Regions from separate parts of the Mus musculus genome. Here region 1 is linked to region 2. Evidence: chromatin loops called from intact Hi-C (ENCODE). Cell type or tissue: gastrocnemius. All regions are shown on one strand. Each heading gives the region's core, and the rest is flanking DNA. Links, peaks and the distances in the headings are about the cores only.

Region 1 (9,158 bases), core at 241-8,240, 580 kb before region 2:
TTGACCTTTGCACTATGTTACAGATAGAAATAGCAAAATTAAAATCTCCACTTAGGAATTTCTCTCCATCGTTTTAATCTCTGGTTTTTCCTTACTCTTTCTTTGTGGCTGTTTCCTAGCACATATAAATTATTTATGGCCACTTTACATTTGACTTTTATCCTAAAATATCACTTTACCCTATTGCATGTTTTGGACACTAAGTAGTTATGTAGTTGAGTTTATGGCCTATTACTTTGTATTCATATGTTCTATTAGTTGGAATCTTTTGTAGGAGTTGGCATATTATTTACAATGGGCTTTGCTTTAAAACTAATATCAAGATCTCTTGCAAAAGGTTTGTATAGTTCATTGATCTGTAATGTACCTTTGGAGGCAATACTTTCTGCTACTGTTGTCTTTACACTTTTCATCTTTCTGTAACCATACTTTTCATTGTGGAGAAGAAAATACCAATTAAAACTGGCTTAAACTGCTATGACAGTCATTATATATTTCTTAAGGTCTAAAAGCAGAGTTGGCCCCAGCCATCTTGCTATCTGCAATTATGTCATCAGTGACCTCATTTGTCTTGCTCTCTCCATTGACATAACGCAAACTTTATCTCAACAGTGTTTCACCTCATGCTCATCAGATGGCTTTCAATGGCAATTAGGGCTACATCCTTCCTTATTCATAGCTAGCCTAGCAAAAATTCATGGCAATTCTACCACAGTGATGAAATAGCTGTTCATTTAGTATAGTCAGAACAACTTGGTTGACCACCTCTCTGTCCACTCCCATGTTAATAGCATTCATGGAAAATTCCATGAACTGGAGCTGATGACCACTCAGCGTTGACACTTTGAACCAGATAATTGATCTGTGTTTAAAGATACTGAGCAACGTCTGTGAGAAACTGAGGTGCCACAGTAGTCATTTAAGATAAGGACCCAAGATGGGGTTACAAAACAGAGTACCCTAGGCTCCTGTCCCATCTCCCTCCAGTGGACAGGGATGAGGGGTGGTGATCTGTTGCTATCCAGGCAGGAGAAATTCACTGACGTGCAATGAACAATGCCTTACCACGTTGTGCCCTGAAGTAGGAGAAAACAACTTGTGTGGAGAAAACCCCAGTCAAGGCCTTGAAATAAATGAGTGCCTGCCTGGGATAAAGCTGGGTGTGGGCCCATCTCAGAGGGTCCCGGCCGACTATAGTTCTCTGCAGAGATTTGTGCTCTGATCTTAAGTGTTCCCTCTTGAAGTGTACTATACCAGGACTAATTTCCAGCGAGTAAGCCTGTAAGATCACATAGGACTTGGAGCTGGAGCTGACTCGCCCTGCTCTGTACCCTACATGCCAGTAACCCCTCCCACCCACCAAGAATGTCAGTCAAAAGCCTATCCATGTTATCAAATACACCCTAGTTAGAAACAACTGCTGTTATCCATACAACCCTACTTGGGAGAGAGAAGAACATAACCCGAATACTATTCTGATAGAAATGGGAAGGGGACAGGTAATGGGTGAATGCCAGCCATGTCTGTATGCACTGTGTTTGCTGCTGTTGGCTTATCCCAGTGATGGCTGTCACCTTAACTACAAACAAAGCTACACATTTCATCCGTGCACTGTCTGTGGGCTCACTGCTGTAACTGGCATCCAACTGGAATGCCTGCGCTTCTATTCAACCGCTGTGTTAGTTATGTTGTCTTCTTCACTCGCAGCTTCCGTTACTGACCTCTGTGCCCACACATAAGTTTATCATTTGACGTGTTACACCAGAGCTCCTGGATAAACAAACTGATGAAATGATTCTACCTGGGCGCCCTGCGCCCCTTTCCTTCACCCACTCTGTTTCTTTCCCAGACGGGTAGTCAGCCTGGCTTTATTTTCTTCTCTCCATTTCTTTTAGGAACTCGGCTGATGCTGCAGTTCTTTTTGTGGCTTCGCCACGGTGTTCCTGCTTACCTCGGCCTGCGTGTGCCCTTCATTTTCATACATACTGTGGCGGATGATTGCATATGTGGTCACAGTTTCCATGCCTTCAGTGGATCAGTTTTCTCTGCCGAGTTGGCTTTCCCCTACAGAATAAATGCTACCGTTTCTTCTGTTTGTCTCCCCCTTTTCTTGGATGATTTTGCATAAGTACTGCATCTTCATTCTTAATTACTACTTATCCTTAGGTAGTAAGTGTGTTTTCATCTATTCTGTACAGTTTGTGGGGTACCACTTGGAGCTAACACAATCCTCTCCTTACAAAAGGATTGTGAGCCTGAAGGATCTGACAGCTTTTATTTTCTTTCAGGCAGCAAGGAATCAGAGCTGCAGGAATATTCAGCTTTAGAGCCCCTTCCCTCCTCTCTCCCTCAGCTACATGCAGGCCGCTGCCTCCTATTTGGCATGGCTGTAAGGCATCTACCACATAATAGTGTTTTGCTCTGCAACCTGACACATGTATGATGGTAGAGCCATAAAACTGTAAAGGACCTGAAACATCCGTACACTTTGTGATCCAGTACACACATTTTTTTTTTTGTGATGCTGATGTAAACAAACCTACTGAGGTGCCAGTTGTATAAAAACACTGCACACACAACTGTAAATAGCACATATGACTTAATAGAGATAATACATGATAATAGTGATACAGCTCTTATTAATGTATGTTTTTGCTATTTTACAGAAGAGCTACTTATTATCAGTCCTTAACACTAAACAGGCTGTGTTACTCAGGTGGCGATCCCATGTTTCTCAGATTTATTTCTTCTCGAGATGTTTGTTGTTCATTTCTTTATACACAGGGTGTCGCTGTGTAGACCAGTGTGGCGTTGGAACTCATGACCCTCCCATTTCAACCTCTGAATGCCAGGGCTAAAGGGGTGCATCACTGCACCAAAAAACCAATAAATAAATAAACAAACAAACAAACAAATAAATAAATAAATAAAAATATGTTCCTGTAATTTTTAGAATTACAATATACAGCAAGGAAGAAAACAAAAACAAACTTATACAAAATTTCTCGGTGTCTTCAAATTCCTGGAAGGTTACTCTCTGAAATTCATCATGCCCAGTTATTCTGTGAGTTTTCAAAACTATGGTATTTTGCACATTCTTCTAACAGTCTCCACATTCGGATTAATGGAAGTCTCTTCTATAATATCCACACAGTGATAAGTCTTCCCAAGGATGTGTTTCTCAGTTGTGTCCCTGCGTTTGAGTGGCTCCTGGTGTTTCCTCCGCAGGCTTGCTTCTGGTACCGCATGGTGAATGGAAATGCTCTGTGCACACACTTATCCCGCCTATGTTATTTAGACAAGGAGCTGGTCTTCCCCCCTCATGTTAGCCATCAGCATTGGAAACTTATCCCTTGCTGGATCAAGGGCTCAGCATCATTTCCATGCACCTTCCTATTTGAACTTCACTTAGCAACCCCGGCTCCTCAGGACTGAGGCTAAAACTCCTTTTAATTGTTTTTGAGGATAGTTTTTGTTTCTGTTTTTGTATCTGATGTTTGTTTATTGTTGAAAGCTGATTTTTTTTTGTCCATTTTTCAACTAGGCATCCTTTCCCCCCCCTCCCCCATAACAAATTTTGATGAATGATAGCGTCCCACCTAGAGTAGTCTACTGGCAGAATCAAACAAAATGGCCTTTAGTACACTAGAAGATCTGAGACACTGAGTCTTCTGCTCTATTGGGGTTTTATATCTTGTACAAATGTCAGCCAGGCCTCTGGTTTTGATTGCATTTCAACATTTCTTAGAGCCAAGGATGCTCTGCTCACTTCTGAAACTCTTATTAGGAATGTATGTGTTGCCAAGGGAACAGCCTGTGTAGTAACAATCTAATAGATACCCTACCCCCCAAAAAAGATCAAGGTTATTTTTAAAAAAATCTTTAAAATGAAACAGAGCATCTCAGAGCGGTATTGAAGGAAAGAAGAACAATCCTCACAAATCTCCATGTTTACTGTTTAACAAAGTGAGGCCACCATGCATGAACTTCGTACTGTACCCAGTGTGTTATCCTGAGTGGAGGTGTTGATGGATGTGGGGCTGTCAGGTGTAGGGGAAGAGGAGGGAGGGAGAGAGCCCGGGTCTGGCTAGAGTTCCTGTGCTCTGGGCAGACAGACCCGGGAGGACTGCCAGACGCTTTCCACACGGCCCCAGGTGGGCATCTGGCTGAGTGAAGCCACTGAACCCACACGGCAGGGGGGTGGACAAGGGGCAGCCCCCGTTACCAGGGGCTCTGGGATGATACTCAGCCCCAGAGATACAAGAAGAGGGCAGAGGGAGAGAGGTTCCCACACAGGTGAGAGTCCTTTGTCTGGTCCGTGGCTGGAGTGTAGGAATGCCTTCTGACGGGAGATTAGGGAGATTAGGCATGGCTCATTAGGAGAAAGCCTATCCCATCGTCCAAGCATAGGGGGCCTTGATGAGCAGAGACAGTCTATGGTTTTAGAGCTTTATTGTAGAAAGGCAGGGGGGAAGAGAAAAGATAAAGAGAGACTGGCCATGGCCAAGAGGAGAGAAGGGGGAAGGGGAAGAAAGAAAGAGAGTAAGAAAGGTGAAGGCTTAGAGAAAGAGAGAGAGAGGTAAAAGCTTAGAGAGAGAGAGTAAGGAAAGTAACAGCTTAAGAGATCGAGGAGGGGCCAAGCAGCCCCTCTTATAGTGGGTTGTGTTATCTTGCTGTTGCTAGGTAACTGGGAGGAGTCTAGCCTGAAGGTCAGAAGTTTGGGACATTGTGTATGTGACTACTAGCCACATGCTTCTCTATTGGGGGCTGTGGGAGCAGTAACTTCAACAGGAGCCAGGGGTCCAGGAGACATGAGGGAACACCTTCTGGCCCATGTAGGTGGGAATTATCACCACCGAGGTTCAGACCTCAGCTGGACTGGAGACCAGACTGTCTGTGCATAGCACATTGCCCCACAGATGGAAGCACAGTTTATAAAGATGTGACTGAGGACAGCAGGGCCTGGCTTTGTCATTCTGTGCATGGTGGTTCAGGAGCACTTACTATATGGAAAGGGTTTTTATTGTTGTTGATGTGGTTGTTTTTTTGAAAAAAAAAAAATAGAAATGTCTTCTGGAAATGTTTTGGCTGCTTTTAAAAGCCCGGGTTATTTGTTTGTTTGTTTGTTTGTTTGTTTGTTTTTTAAGCAAGTCAGTGCTTAAGAGAAAGCTCAAGAGAAGAGGGTAGATGAATAGATTGACAGAAAAGGGAAAAAGAGAAAGCGAGGGTTGGGTAAGGCAGAATGATCCACAATTATATTGCCAAAAAGCTTTCTTGCTATTAGGAGAGAAGTCAGAAGCCATACGATTTAACGTTTGTCTTTTCACTCCACACCAAAATGCAGACTTGTCTTGTAGCTCCTTCCCATGTTGAAAAAATGACACTTGTGTGCTTCAGAATATCTAGAAACATTTTGTAAGTCACTTTCCATATGTACATGAAAGATTCCTCTAGAGGGGAGCCATGTCCTTGGTCCTGCTATGATACAGACACAACCCCCTTTAGCCGGAGAAATGCAATTTGGAAAGTTAAAATTCATAGACTCAAAACTCAAGAAAAACATGGAACCCTTTCAGACTCCTACAAGAAAGGAAAGCATCTGGTTTAAGCGTGCAGGCTTGTCTGCAGGCTTGGCAGGAGAGTAGAGCACCAGCCACAAATGGACGTATGCTGTTCGATGGTGGTGATGTTGGGTGGTGTGTTCTCTGAGTCATTCCAGGCATATGGAGAAAGCAAATCTCAGTTGTCTTCTCGACTCTCCCTCTGTTTACCTGAGAAACCCTGAGAGCTCCACAGTCTGCCAGGTCTTGATTTTCTTACCTGATCCACAGGTTTGCCTGAAGCTCTGTAACCTCAAAGTTCATATGGCTTGTTTTTCCGTTCTCTCTTCCTTAGGATTCTGGGACATTTCTGGTCCTTCTGTTATTACTGCCTCCCTCTGTCATCATGATTAGCATGGTTTTGAGCATTTGCTTAAAAACACAACCTGAAAGTGGATGGTTCCCATTCCTGTTATCACTTCCTCTTGTTCCTTAGCACTGTTCTGAGAGATGTTCTAAGGATTATCACCAGGACAGAAAAGAATTTATTTAGATGATAGCTTCCTGTTATTACATAGAATATGCATAGTTCTGGGTATCATGAGTACAAACTAGTTTTTATATTAGCTCAAATAAAACCTAGGTATGGAAATGTTTCCACTGCAGCACCACCAACAAATATGTCCAGAGTTAGGCTTTGTAGGCGGTATATTCGTATAACCTAAACACAGATGTACACTTTTAGTGTTCATGATGTGTTCAGTATTCCAACCATGTGTGATGGATTAGCCTAGTCTGATTGCCTATGAAGAGACACCATGAACGAAAACAATTCTGAGAAGAAATCATTTAATTGGGGGGGGGCTTGATTACAGCTTTAGGGGAGTCCATGATCATTGTGGAAAGGATCATGGAGGCAGGCAGGCATGGTACAGGAGCAGAGAGAGAGGTGGAGGTGGGGTGTGGGGAGGGAGGAAGGGAGAGAGGGACAGAGACAGAGACAGACAGTGTCTGTTATAGTCCTTCCAAAACCTCAAAGCCCATGATACACCTTCTCCAACAAGACCATACCCCCTAATCCTTCCCAAACAGTTCCACTAACTGGGGACTAAGCATTTCAAATGAAGGACATTCCCATTCAAACCACAACATCAAGTATAGTGTGGAAAGGGTTGCTTGATCTAGGATCTGAAATTCCTACCAAACGAAACCAAACAATAGAGTACAAAAACACAGTGATCTTCCTGTGCTAAATATAAAGGTGACCTTTTCAAACACACAATGTCCTTGGACTTTACCTTAATGGCCACCTTTACTTTAAAGGCCAGTAATACCATAATTGGAAGCAATTCCCATGGTAGTCCAAGAACAGGCTCTAAAAAGAAAAAGACTAATCTATGCTAAGTGAGTATTCATTATCTATGCTAATTGATGAGCCTATGAACATAAAAAGACTTGTTTCCATTTAGAAAGGAACTTATAATCTGGTATGGGAACCACACACTCAGAGCAATCATTGCCCATGACAAAACAGTGTTTGTAGTTACCTTGCACATTACAGACACTGTCCCATCAGGTCATTCCCTGCCTCGCCCGGCTCTGAGTTTTCAAAGACAATTCCAAGTCCTCTAGCTTTTCTCCAGATAATTTGCCTTCACGTTTTTATATACTAGTTGTGTAAGCTTATGTTTTGATTTATTGATTTTGCTAGTGTATATTGACTTCTCATTTTACTGAGAATATTTAACTTTCTAAACCCCACTCTTGTCCCAGTGGTGTGCTATTGTTGAGTCATTAGTCAGAGCTTTACAGAGGGGCTATGTATTATTCATTCTAAGCCCAGCAGTTTGATGATTCCTCGAATAACATTTGTTTCAGCTTAGTGTATCATTGTTTCTCACTCAGTTAATATGTTTCACATTCAACATGACTAATTAGATTCATTGTTCTCCATGAATATTTTCTTTCTGTTTCTTGTTTTTAGATTTTGGCCTGGAAAACAAGAGAAAAACAGCAGATATTCAGAAATAAATCCAGTGTCCTCTCACTATATATGAGTTTTGCTAAGAATTCAAAATTAATGATAAATTCATAAAATTCTATTTTAAGGTATCTAGGGCACATTTATAGTCCAAAGGGGGACAAATAAATACAAAATATATTATGACATTTAATCAAGTATTTAAAAGTGATAAACTGGAAATCCTGTATGTATATTTCAACATCATAAAGGCAGCTTACAGCAAGCCCATAGCCAACATTAACTAAAATAGAGAGAAACCTAAAGTAATTCCATTAACATCAGGGTAAGACAAAGCAGTCCACTCGCTCCAGACCTGTTCAGTACAGTACTTGAGGTTCTAGCTAGAGCAATAAGACAACTGAAGGAGATCAAGGAACTACAAATTAGAGAGAAAGAAGTCAACGTATCTTTATTTGTAGATGATGTGATAGCATAGATAAGTGACTCTAAATATTCCACTGAGAAACACCTACAGCTGATAAACACTTTCAGAAAAGTAGCTGAATACAAAATTAACTCACAAAACCCAGTAGCCTTTTTAAATACAAATGACAAAGAAAAGAAAATCAGGAAAACAACACCTTTCACAATAGTCCCCAAATAATATAAAATACCTTGGGGGTAACGCTTGTCAAGCAAGCAAAAGATTTGTCTGATTAAAAACTTTAAGAAATCAAAGGAAGAAACTGAAGAAGCTATCAGAAGAAAAGATCCCTCATGTTTATGGATTAGTAGGATCAATTTAGTAAACGTGACCATCCTACAGAAAGCTATCTACAGATTCAATGAAATCCACACCAAAACCCCAATACAATTCTTCAGAGATCTTGGAATTTTTCTAACCTGTCTGGGTCTGTGGATTGTAGTTTGATTATCACTTATTCAACAGCTAGTATCCACTTCTAATGAATACACACTATATTTCTCTTCCTCGTTTTATGTTACTTCAGGATGATTCTTTTCTTTAGTTTAGGGACATCTAGGTTGTTTCCAGTTTCTGTCTCTTATGAATAAATCTACCACAATAATAGTTGAGCAAGTGCCCTTGTAGAAGGATGGAGTGTCCTTTGTGTATATGCCCAAGAGTTCTCTCGGTGGGTCTTGAGGTAGAATTCCCAATTTTCTGAGGAACCTCCATATTGATTTTTTAATGGCTATTCAATTTTGCACTTCCACTGGCAATGGTGGAGTGTTCTTCTTCCTCCACATCTTCACCAGCATAAGCTGTCATGTGTGTTACTAAATCTTAGCCATTCCGACAGGTGTAAGATAGAATATTAAAGTAGCTTTGATTTTCATTTCCCTGATGGCTAAACGTGTTGAATATTTCTTTAAATGTTTCTCAGAGATTCTCTCTATTAAGAATTCTCTCCTTATATCTATATCCCATTTTTAAAAGATTTTATTTATTTTATATATGTGAATACACTGTCAGTGTCTTCAGACACATCAGAAGATCCTGTTACAGATGGTAGCGAGCCACCATGTGGTTGCTGAGAATTGAACTCAGGACCTCTGGAAGAGCAGCTGGCGCTCTTAACCATTGAGCCATCCCTCCAGCCCCCTGTCTCCCATTTTAAAATTGGATTATTTTG
Region 2 (9,158 bases), core at 326-8,325:
TATGCCACCCAGTTGTACTGTTAGACAGTATTCTAGATGGATCTCTGTCGTCTTAGGTATGATTAACATTCACAATCATTAGACACTGAGTAAAGCTGTTAACTTTTGAGATAAAAACAGGCCTCAGCTCAAGCAATGTAGAGTCCTAACAAGGCAGACTGACTGTTCCCAACCCAGCAGCAATTGTGGCTCATGTCTAGCTTCAACACTAAGACTATCATTAATTCCCATATGAACTCCTCACCAGCTTCCTGTCTTATGTATTTGAAATTTGTTAGACTAAATTCTGGAAGTATTTACAATTACCTCTCTTCTACTTTTTTACACTGACTCTTGTTCCTTTCTTTTCCTATCCATCTTTCCTCTGTCAAGTACTATAGAACAGCATGAAAAACTTTCAGATATCACTTGTATTTTATATTATCAAATCTGATTTTGAATTTCTTTGGTGCTCTGTTCATTTTCAAGCTATTGGACATTCTGCATATCTGATAGGATACCTTCTGGGTATGGTAGGAGGACTGCAGAATTTTCAGCCTCCACCCAAAGAAAAAACAGTCGAAATGTAAGTCATACTATTTGCTTTTGTATTTAATTCACATTGTATAAAATACTTGTTAAATAGTTACAGTGGTGCATAAATAATACACAGAAAATAGGGCAAATGTAGCTGATATATACATATATGAAAACATAGGTACATTTATACTGTGAATTTGAATTTTTACTGTTTGAAGTACAATCAATATTATTAATTAAAAGTGTTAACTTTATATTTTGTTGTTAAAAATACAAAATGCTCATTCAAAACACTACAATAACAGTAATGTGTATGATATATAGAAGGTTTTATCTTGGTTATTATTTAATTAAAAGATTTTTTCGTAGAATATATTCTGTTCATATTCTTCCCTTCTACCAAACTCCTCCAAGCTACCTTCCTACTCACATGATGTTGTATACCTAGGGACAATATGTTTTCTACAGCAGAATGTCACTACATGTAATAACAACACTTCATAGTAGGTCCCATGGCCAGTTGTTGCCCAAAGAAAAATAAACTCAATTTATATTTTTCTTATAAGAACAACATTTTATTGGGACCAGTTGGCTTACAGGTTCAGAGATTCAGTCCATCAGCGTCAAGGTGGGAGCAGGGCAACTTCTAGGCAGGCATGGCGCAGGAGGATCTGGGAGTTCTACATCTTCATCTGAAGGCTGCTAGCAGAATACTCCATATTTTTAATAGGTATTTTTTTATTTTGTTATGTTTTATAATTTATTTCTTTGTATCATTGATCCTTTGCTTGTTTGTTTATATTTTTACTTTTATGTGGTTGTTTCATTTTTTTTTTGTTTTATGAATGAATGAGAAAGAAAAGACTTAATATCATGTCCTATATGGAAACACACTACAGTAGAAGCTTTGTAAAATAAGCACATAAATAAAATGAATTCAAATGAAGTCATCAAATATTTTGGGAGACAATAAACCAACTAGATATCAGTGCTTCACTTGCAAAGAGACAGATATGGATCCATTTGCATTCTTGTGCATGTAGCTATCGAGTTTTACCACCACCATTTTTAAAAAGATACTATTTTTCTCCAGTGCATGGTTTTGGCTTCTTAACAGCAAATCGGATGTCCATACCTGTGGAAATAAGTCTGGGACTTCAATTTAAATCCATTGATCAATATGTCTGTTTTTAAGCCAATAACATGCTGTTTTCATTATGATAGATTCTAGTAAAATTAGAAATCAAAAATGGTGATATCTTAAGCACTTCTTTCTCTTTTTAGGGCTGTTTTTCTGTTTTATTTATGTGTGTATGTGTGTGTGTGTGTGTGTGTGTGTGTGTGTGTGTACACATGCATGTGTGCACTTGCATGTGTGTGTGTCTGTGTGTGTGTGCTTGCATGTGTCTTCATATGAAAATGAATTTTTATTTGCAAAGAATGGTGTTGCAATTTTGATGGTTTTTGTTGTTGAATCAGATGTTTGCTTTTGTTAGAATGGGAATTTTCACTCTATTAATCTTTGTTATCCATAAGGGGGTGGGATCTCATCTTAATGTTCTTCTTAATGGACTAAGTTTTTATTACACAAGATTCTCACTCAAGAGATTTTCTGAGGCTATTGTGAAATGTCTTGATTCACTGATTTCTCTCTTAGCCAGTTTGTTATTTGTATATTGGAAGGCTGCTGAATTTTTGATGATGATTTTGGCTTCTGCTAGTCTGCTAAAAGTGTTTATTAGCAGAAGTTTCTTCATGGTGTCTTTAGGCTCTTTTATTCATAAAGCATATAATCTGCAAATAAAGACAGTTTGAAGTCTTCCTTTTATATTTCTATCACCTTGATCTCCTTCAGTTGTCTTACTGTTCTAGGTTAGATTTTAAGTACTAAAATGAGTAAGTGTGGAAAGAGTCCTTTGTACCTGGTTCTAATTTTAGTAGAAATGCTTTGACTTTCTTTCTATTTAGGTTGATGTTAGATGTGAGCTTGATGTAAATCACCACTGTTGTGTTGAGGTGGGTCACTTATATCATTAGAATATCCAGGGCTTTGATCATAAAGTGATGTTGCATTTGTCAACGTCCACTTTTGTATCTAATGTAATGGTCATGTCTTTTCGTCATTCAGATTGTTGTAATTGAATTAAATATATAGAATGATATCTGCACCACTGGGATTAAGCCTACTTTATCATGGAGGATGAACTTCTGGGTATGCTCTTGTACTCAGTATGCAAGCAGTTTTTTGAGGATGTTTGCATCTGTATATCTATTGTATTGCTGAAAAACCTACATTACATTAAAAGTAGAATCTTGGCAAAGCTGAATCTAGGATAATGTCTAGCTTTTAAATAGTAAAAGTGGCTACAAACTCAAAGAAGTAAACATCTTGACTAGAATTTCTGAAAAGCAAATGACAAATATAATGATGTTCAAAGGAATAGAACAGGGCCAGAAAGATGTTTTATTGTATAGCAGTACTAGACACCAACACTGAAGATATTTCTTTTTTTTTTTAATTTGGTTGTGTGTTTTATTTCATTTTTGTTTTAACTTAATGTGTGTGCAAGATGTTTTATTTTTTATTAGATATTTATTTCATTTACATTTCAAATGCTATCCAGAAAGTCACCTATAACCTCCCCACGCCTTGCTCCCAGACCCACCCACTCCTGGTTCCTGGCCTGGGCATTCCCTTGTACTGGAGCATATAATCTTTGCAAGACCAAGGGCTTCCCATCCCCTTGATGGCCTACTAGGCCATCCTCTGCTACATATGCAACTAGAAACACATTTCTGGGGGATACTGGTTAGTTCATATTGTTGATCTTCCTATAGGGTTGCAGACCTCTTTAGCTCCTTGGGTACTTTCTCTAGTTCCTTCATTAGGGGCCCTGTTTTCCATGCAATAGATGACTGTGACCATTCACTTCTGTATTTTCCAGGCACTAACATAGCCTCACAAGAGATAGCTATATCAGGGTCCTGTCAGCAAAATGTTGACGGCATATGCAATAGTGTCTGGGTCTGGTGGTTGTATACAGGATGGATTCCCCTGTAGGGCATTTTCTGGCTGGTCCTTTCTTCCTTCTCAACTCTGAACTTTGTCTCTGTAACTCCTTCCATGGGTCTTTTGTTCCCCATTCTAAGAAGGAACAAAGTATCCACACTTTGGTCTTCCTTGTTTTTGAGTTTCATGTGTTTTGTAAATTGTATCTTGGATATTGTAAGTTTCTAGGTTAATATCTGCTTATCAGTGAGTGCATATCACGTGTGTTCTTTTGTGACTTGGTTACCTCACTCAGGATGATAACCTCCAGATCCACATATTTGTCTAAGAATTTCACAAATTCATTGTTCTTGATAGTTGCATAGTACTCCATTGTTTAAATGTACCACATTTTCTGTATCCATTCTTCTGTTGAGGGTCCTCTGGGTTCTTTCCAGCCTCTGTCTATTAAAAATAAGGCTGCTATGAAAATATTGGAACATGTGCTCTTACTACAGGTTGGAACATCTTCTGGGTATATGCCTAGGAGAGGCAGTACTGGATCTTCTGGTAGTACTATATCCAATTTTCTGAGGAACCACCAGACTGATTTCCAGAAAGGTTGTATCAGCTTGCAATCCAACCACCAACCGAGGAGTGTTCCTCTTTCTCTACTCCCTTGCCAGCATCTTCTGTCACCTGAATTTTAGATCTTAGCAATTCTGATTGGTATGAAGTGGAATCTCAGGGTTGTTTTGATTCGCATTTCCCTGATGATTAAGGATGTTGAACATTTTTTCAGGTGCTTCTCAGCCACTTTGTATCCCTCAGTTGAGAATTCTTTGTTTAGCTCTGTACCCCATGTTTTAATGCGGTTATTTGATTTTCTGGAGTTCATCTTCTTGAGTTTTTTATAGATTTTGGATATTAGTCCCCTCTCTGATTTAGGATTGGTAAAAATCCTTTTCCAATCTGTTGGTGGCCTTTTTGTCTTATTGACAGTGTCTTTTGCCTTACAGAAGCTTTGCAATTTTATGAGGTCCCATTTGTCAATTATCAATCTTATAGCACAAGCCATTGCTTTTCTGTTCAAGAATTTTTCCCCTTGGCCCACATCTTCAAGGCTCATCCCAACTTTTTCCTCTATAAGTTTCAGTTTTCCTAATTTTATGTGGAGTGCCTTGATCCACTTAGACTTGAGTTTTGTACACAGAGATAAGAATAGATCAATTAGCATTCTTCTACACGGTAACTGCCAGTTGTGCCAGCACCATTTGTTGAAAATGCTCTTTTCCACTGGATGGTTTTAGCTCCCTTGTCAAAGATACAGTGACCATAGTTGTTTGGGTTCATTTCTGGGTCTTCAGTTCTATTCTATTGATCTACCTGTCTGTCACTGTACCAGTACCACACAGATTTTATCACAATTGCTCTGTAGTAGAGTTTGAGGTCAGGCATAGTGATTCCAACAGAGGTTCTTTTATTATTGAAAAGAGTTTTTGCTATCCTAGGTTTTTTGTTATTCCAGATGAATTTGCAAATTGCCCTTTCTAATTCTCTGAAGAACTGAGTTGGAATTATGATGGAATTATTAATACATTGAATCTGTAGATTGCTTTTGGCAAGATAGCCATTTTTACTATATTGATCCTGCCAATCCATGAGCATGGGAGATCTTTCCATCTTCTGAGATCTTCTTTGATTTCTTTCTTCAGAGACTTGAAGTTCTTTTCATATAGATCTTTTACTTCCTTAGTTACAGACACACTAAGGTATTTTATATTATTTGAGACTATTGTGAATCGGTTGTTTCCCTAATTTCTTTCTCAGCCTGTTTATCCTTTGTGTAGAGAAAGGTCACTGATTTTTTTATGAGATAATTTTATATCCAGCTACTTCATTGAAGCTGGTTATCAGGTTTAGAAGTTCTCTGTGGAATTTTTAGGGTCTCTTATATATACTATCATATCATCTGCAAATAGTGATGTTTTGACTTCTTCTTTTCCAAATTTTATCCCCTTGATTTTCTTTTGCTCTCTAATTGCTCTGGCTAGGACTTTGAGTACTATATTAAATAGGTAGGAAAAAAGTGGGGAGCTTTTTATAGTCCCTGATTTTAGTGGGATTGTTTCAAGTTTCTCTCTATTATTCTGATGTTGGCTACTGGTTTGCTGTATATTGCTTTTATTATGTTTAGCTATGGGCCTTGAATTTCTGATCTTTCCAAGACTTTATCATGAATGGGTATTGGATTTTGTCAAATGCTTTCTCAGCATCTAATGAGATGATCATGTGGTTTTTGTATTTGAATTTGTTTATAAAGTGGAGTACATTGATGGATTTCCATATGTAAACCATCCGTACACCCCAGGAAAAAAGCCTATTTGATCATGATGGATGATCATTTTGATGTCTTCTTGGATTCAGTTAGTGAGAATTTTAATGAATATTTTTGAATTAATATTCATAAGTGAAATTGGTCTGAAGTGCTCTTTCTTTGTTGGGTCTATATGTGGTTTAGGTATCAGAGTAATTGTGGCTTCATGAAATTAATTGGGGAGAGTGCATTCTGTTTCTATTTTGTGGAATACTTTGAGGAGAATTGGAATTAGGTTTTCTTTGAAGGTGTGATAGATCTCTGCACTTGCACTAAACCTGTCTGGTCCTGGGCTTTTTTTTTTTTTTTTTTTTTTTTTTTTTTTGCTGGGAGACTATTAGTGACTACTTCTATTTCTTTAGGGGCTTATGGGACTGTTTAGGTCATTAATCTGATCCTGATTTAATTTTGGTACCTGGTATCTGTCAAGAAATTTGTCCATTTGGTCCAGGTTTTCCAGTTTTGTTGAGTTATAGCCATTTGTAGTAGGATCTTTTGATGCTTTGGATTTCCTCAGGTTCTGTTGTTATATCTCCCCGTTCATATCTCATTTTGTAAATTAGGATGCTGTTCCTGTGCCCTCTAGTTGGTCTGGCTATGGGTTTATCTATCTTGTTGATTTCCTTAAAGAACCAGCTCCTGGTTTGTTTGATTCTTTGAATAGTTCTTTCTGTTTCCACTACCTTGATTTCATCTTGAGTTTGTTTATTTAGTTCAGTCTTCTCCTCTTGGGTGTATTTGCTTCCTTTTGTTCTAGACCTTTTAGATTTACTGTCACACTGCTAGTTTATTCTCTCTCTCTAGTTTCTTTTTGGATGCACTGAGAACTATGAGTTTTCCTCTTAGGACTGTTTTCATTGTGTCCCATAAGTTTGAGTATGTTGTGGCTTCATTTTCATTAAACTCTAAAGAGTCTTTCATTTCCTTCTTTCTTTCTTCCTTGACCAAGGTATCATTGAGTTATTGTTGTTCAGCTTCCACATGAATGTTGGCTTTCTATTAAATGTTTTGATATTGAAGATCAGCCTTAGTCCATGGTGGCCTGATAGGATGCATGGGATAATTTCAATATTTTTGTATCTGTTGAGGCCTGTTTTGTGACCAATTATATGGTCAGTTTTGGAGAAGGTACCATGAGGTGCTGAGAAAAGGGTATATCCTTTTGTTTTAGTGTAAAATGTTCTATAGATATTTGTTAAACCAATTTGTTTCATAACTTCTGTTAGGTTCAATGTGTCTCTGTTTAGTGTCTATTTCCAGGATCTGTCCATTAATGAGACTGGTGTGTTGAAGTCTCCCACTATTATTGTGTGAGCTGCAATGTGTGCTTTGAGCTTTACTAAAGTTTCTTTAATGAACGTGGCTGTCCTTGCACTTGAAGCATAGATATTCAGAATTTAAGTTCATCTTGGCAGATTTTTACCTTTGATGAGAATGAAGTGCCCCTCCTTGTCTTTATTTAATAACTTTGGGTTGGATATCGATTTTATTTGATATTAGAATGGTTGCTCCAACTTGTATCTTCAGATCACTTGCTTGGAAAATAGTTTCCCAGCCTTACATTCTGAGGTAGTATCTGTCTTTTCCCCTGAGGGCAGTTTCCTGTAAGCAGCAAAATGTTGGGTCCTGTTTGTGTAGCCAGTCCGTTAGTCTATGTCTTTTTATTGGGGATTTGAGTCCATTAATATTAAGAGATATCAAGCAAAAGTAATTGTTGCTTCCTGTTATTTTTGTTGTTAGAGTTGGGATTCTGTTCTTGTGGCTCTCTTCTATTAGGTTTGTTGGATTACTTTCTTGCTTTTTCTAGGGCATAATTTCTGTCCTTGTGTTGGTGTTTTCCCTTTATTATCCTTTCAAGGGCTGGATTCGTGGAAAGATATTGTGTGAATTTGGTTTTGTCAGAGAATACTTTGGTTTCTCCATCTATGGTAATTGAGAGTTTTGCTGGGTATAGTAGCCTTGGCTGGCATCTGTGTTCTCTTAGGGTCTGTATAACATCTGTCCAGGTTCTTCTGACTTTCATAGTCTCTGGTGAGAAATCTGGTGTAATTTTCATAGGTCTGCCCTTATATGTTTGTGAGCGCCCGTCTCGCCAGCAAGAATGACGCCACAATAGGATCCTTCTGCACACGTTTATTGGAAGAGCATTGATTGCATAAGCGAAAGACCCTGAGCCCAGAAATGGTGCTGCTTATACAGGCCTAGGAGTGACGTGTCCAGACCTGATTGGTTATGCTACCAGTACCTCATTAATATGCGTCGGGCCAGGCAGTGACTAGGCAAAAACCTCTTATGCACATGCGCACATTGGTTGTTTACCCATAATCATGGGCAGTGGCCAGTAGTAGCCAGCGCCACTCTGCAACGGCACATGTGGCTTCCCACATATGTTATTTGACCTTTTCCCCTTACTGTTTTTAATATTCTATCTTTGTTTACTGCATTTTTTGTTCTGATTACTATGTGTGGAGAGGAATTTCTTTTCTGGTCCCTATTTGGAGTTCTGTAGGCTTCTTCTATGTTCATGGGCATCTCTCTCTTTAGGTTAGGGAAGTTTTCTTCTATAATTTTGTTGAGGATATTTACTAGCCCTTTAAGTTGAAAGTCTTCATTTTCATCTACTATTATCTGTAGGTTTGGTCTTCTCATTGTGTCCTGGATTTCCTGGATGTTTTGAGTTTGTATCTTTTTACATTTTGCATTTTCTTTGATTGTTGTGCTCATGTTCTCTATGGAATCTTCTGTACCTGTGATTCTCTCTTTCAACTCTTGTATTCTGTTGCTGATGCTCACATCTATGGTTCCTGATTTCCTTCCTAGGGTTGCTATGTCCAAAACACAAACACCCTTTGTGTTTTCTTTATTGTTTCCACTTCCATTTTTAGATCTTGGATGGTTTTGTTCAATTCTATCACCTGTTTGTTTGTGTTTTCCTGTAATTCTCTAAGGGATTTTTGTGCTTCCTTTTAAAGGCCTTCTACCTGTTTAACAGTGTCCTCCTGTATTTCTTTGAGTTATTAATGCCTTTCTGAAAATCCTCTACCAGCATCATGAGATATGATTTTAAATCTGAATCTTGCTTTTCGGGTGTGTTGGATTATCCAGGACTGGCTGTTGTGAGAGTGCTGGGTTCTGATGATGTCCAGTGGTCTTGGTTTCTGTTAGTAAAATTCTTATATTTGCCTTTCGTCATCTGGTAATCTCTGGCATTAGTTGTTATAGCTGTCTTTGGTTGGAGCTTGTTCCTCCTGTGATTCTGTTAGCCTCGGTCAG

The links. Hi-C counts contacts between places; a loop is a spot of excess contacts. Peaks named below come from ENCODE experiments on the same cell type or tissue, not always from the same donor. Only the 100,000 strongest peaks of a DNase experiment are listed, where the experiment ranks them.
Region 1: a loop joins it to region 2, with 4 times the contacts of the local background. A loop is called at or near these places in 2 of 42 quality-filtered maps.

Annotation. Positions count from the first base shown.
Region 1 is chr1:97,694,311-97,703,468 of GRCm38, reverse strand. No RefSeq gene overlaps it. Among named protein-coding and RNA genes, the nearest start is that of Macir, 37 kb to the right of the region's middle. In gastrocnemius, for the core only: no CTCF peak of the experiment used is centred there; a DNase peak (open chromatin) is centred at 4,163.
Region 2 is chr1:97,109,946-97,119,103 of GRCm38, reverse strand. Slco6c1 (solute carrier organic anion transporter family, member 6c1) reads left to right here. Exons shown (of 14, transcript NM_028942.4): 4 at 469-565. Among named protein-coding and RNA genes, the nearest start is that of Slco6c1, 14 kb to the left of the region's middle. In gastrocnemius, for the core only: no CTCF peak of the experiment used is centred there; no DNase peak of the experiment used is centred there.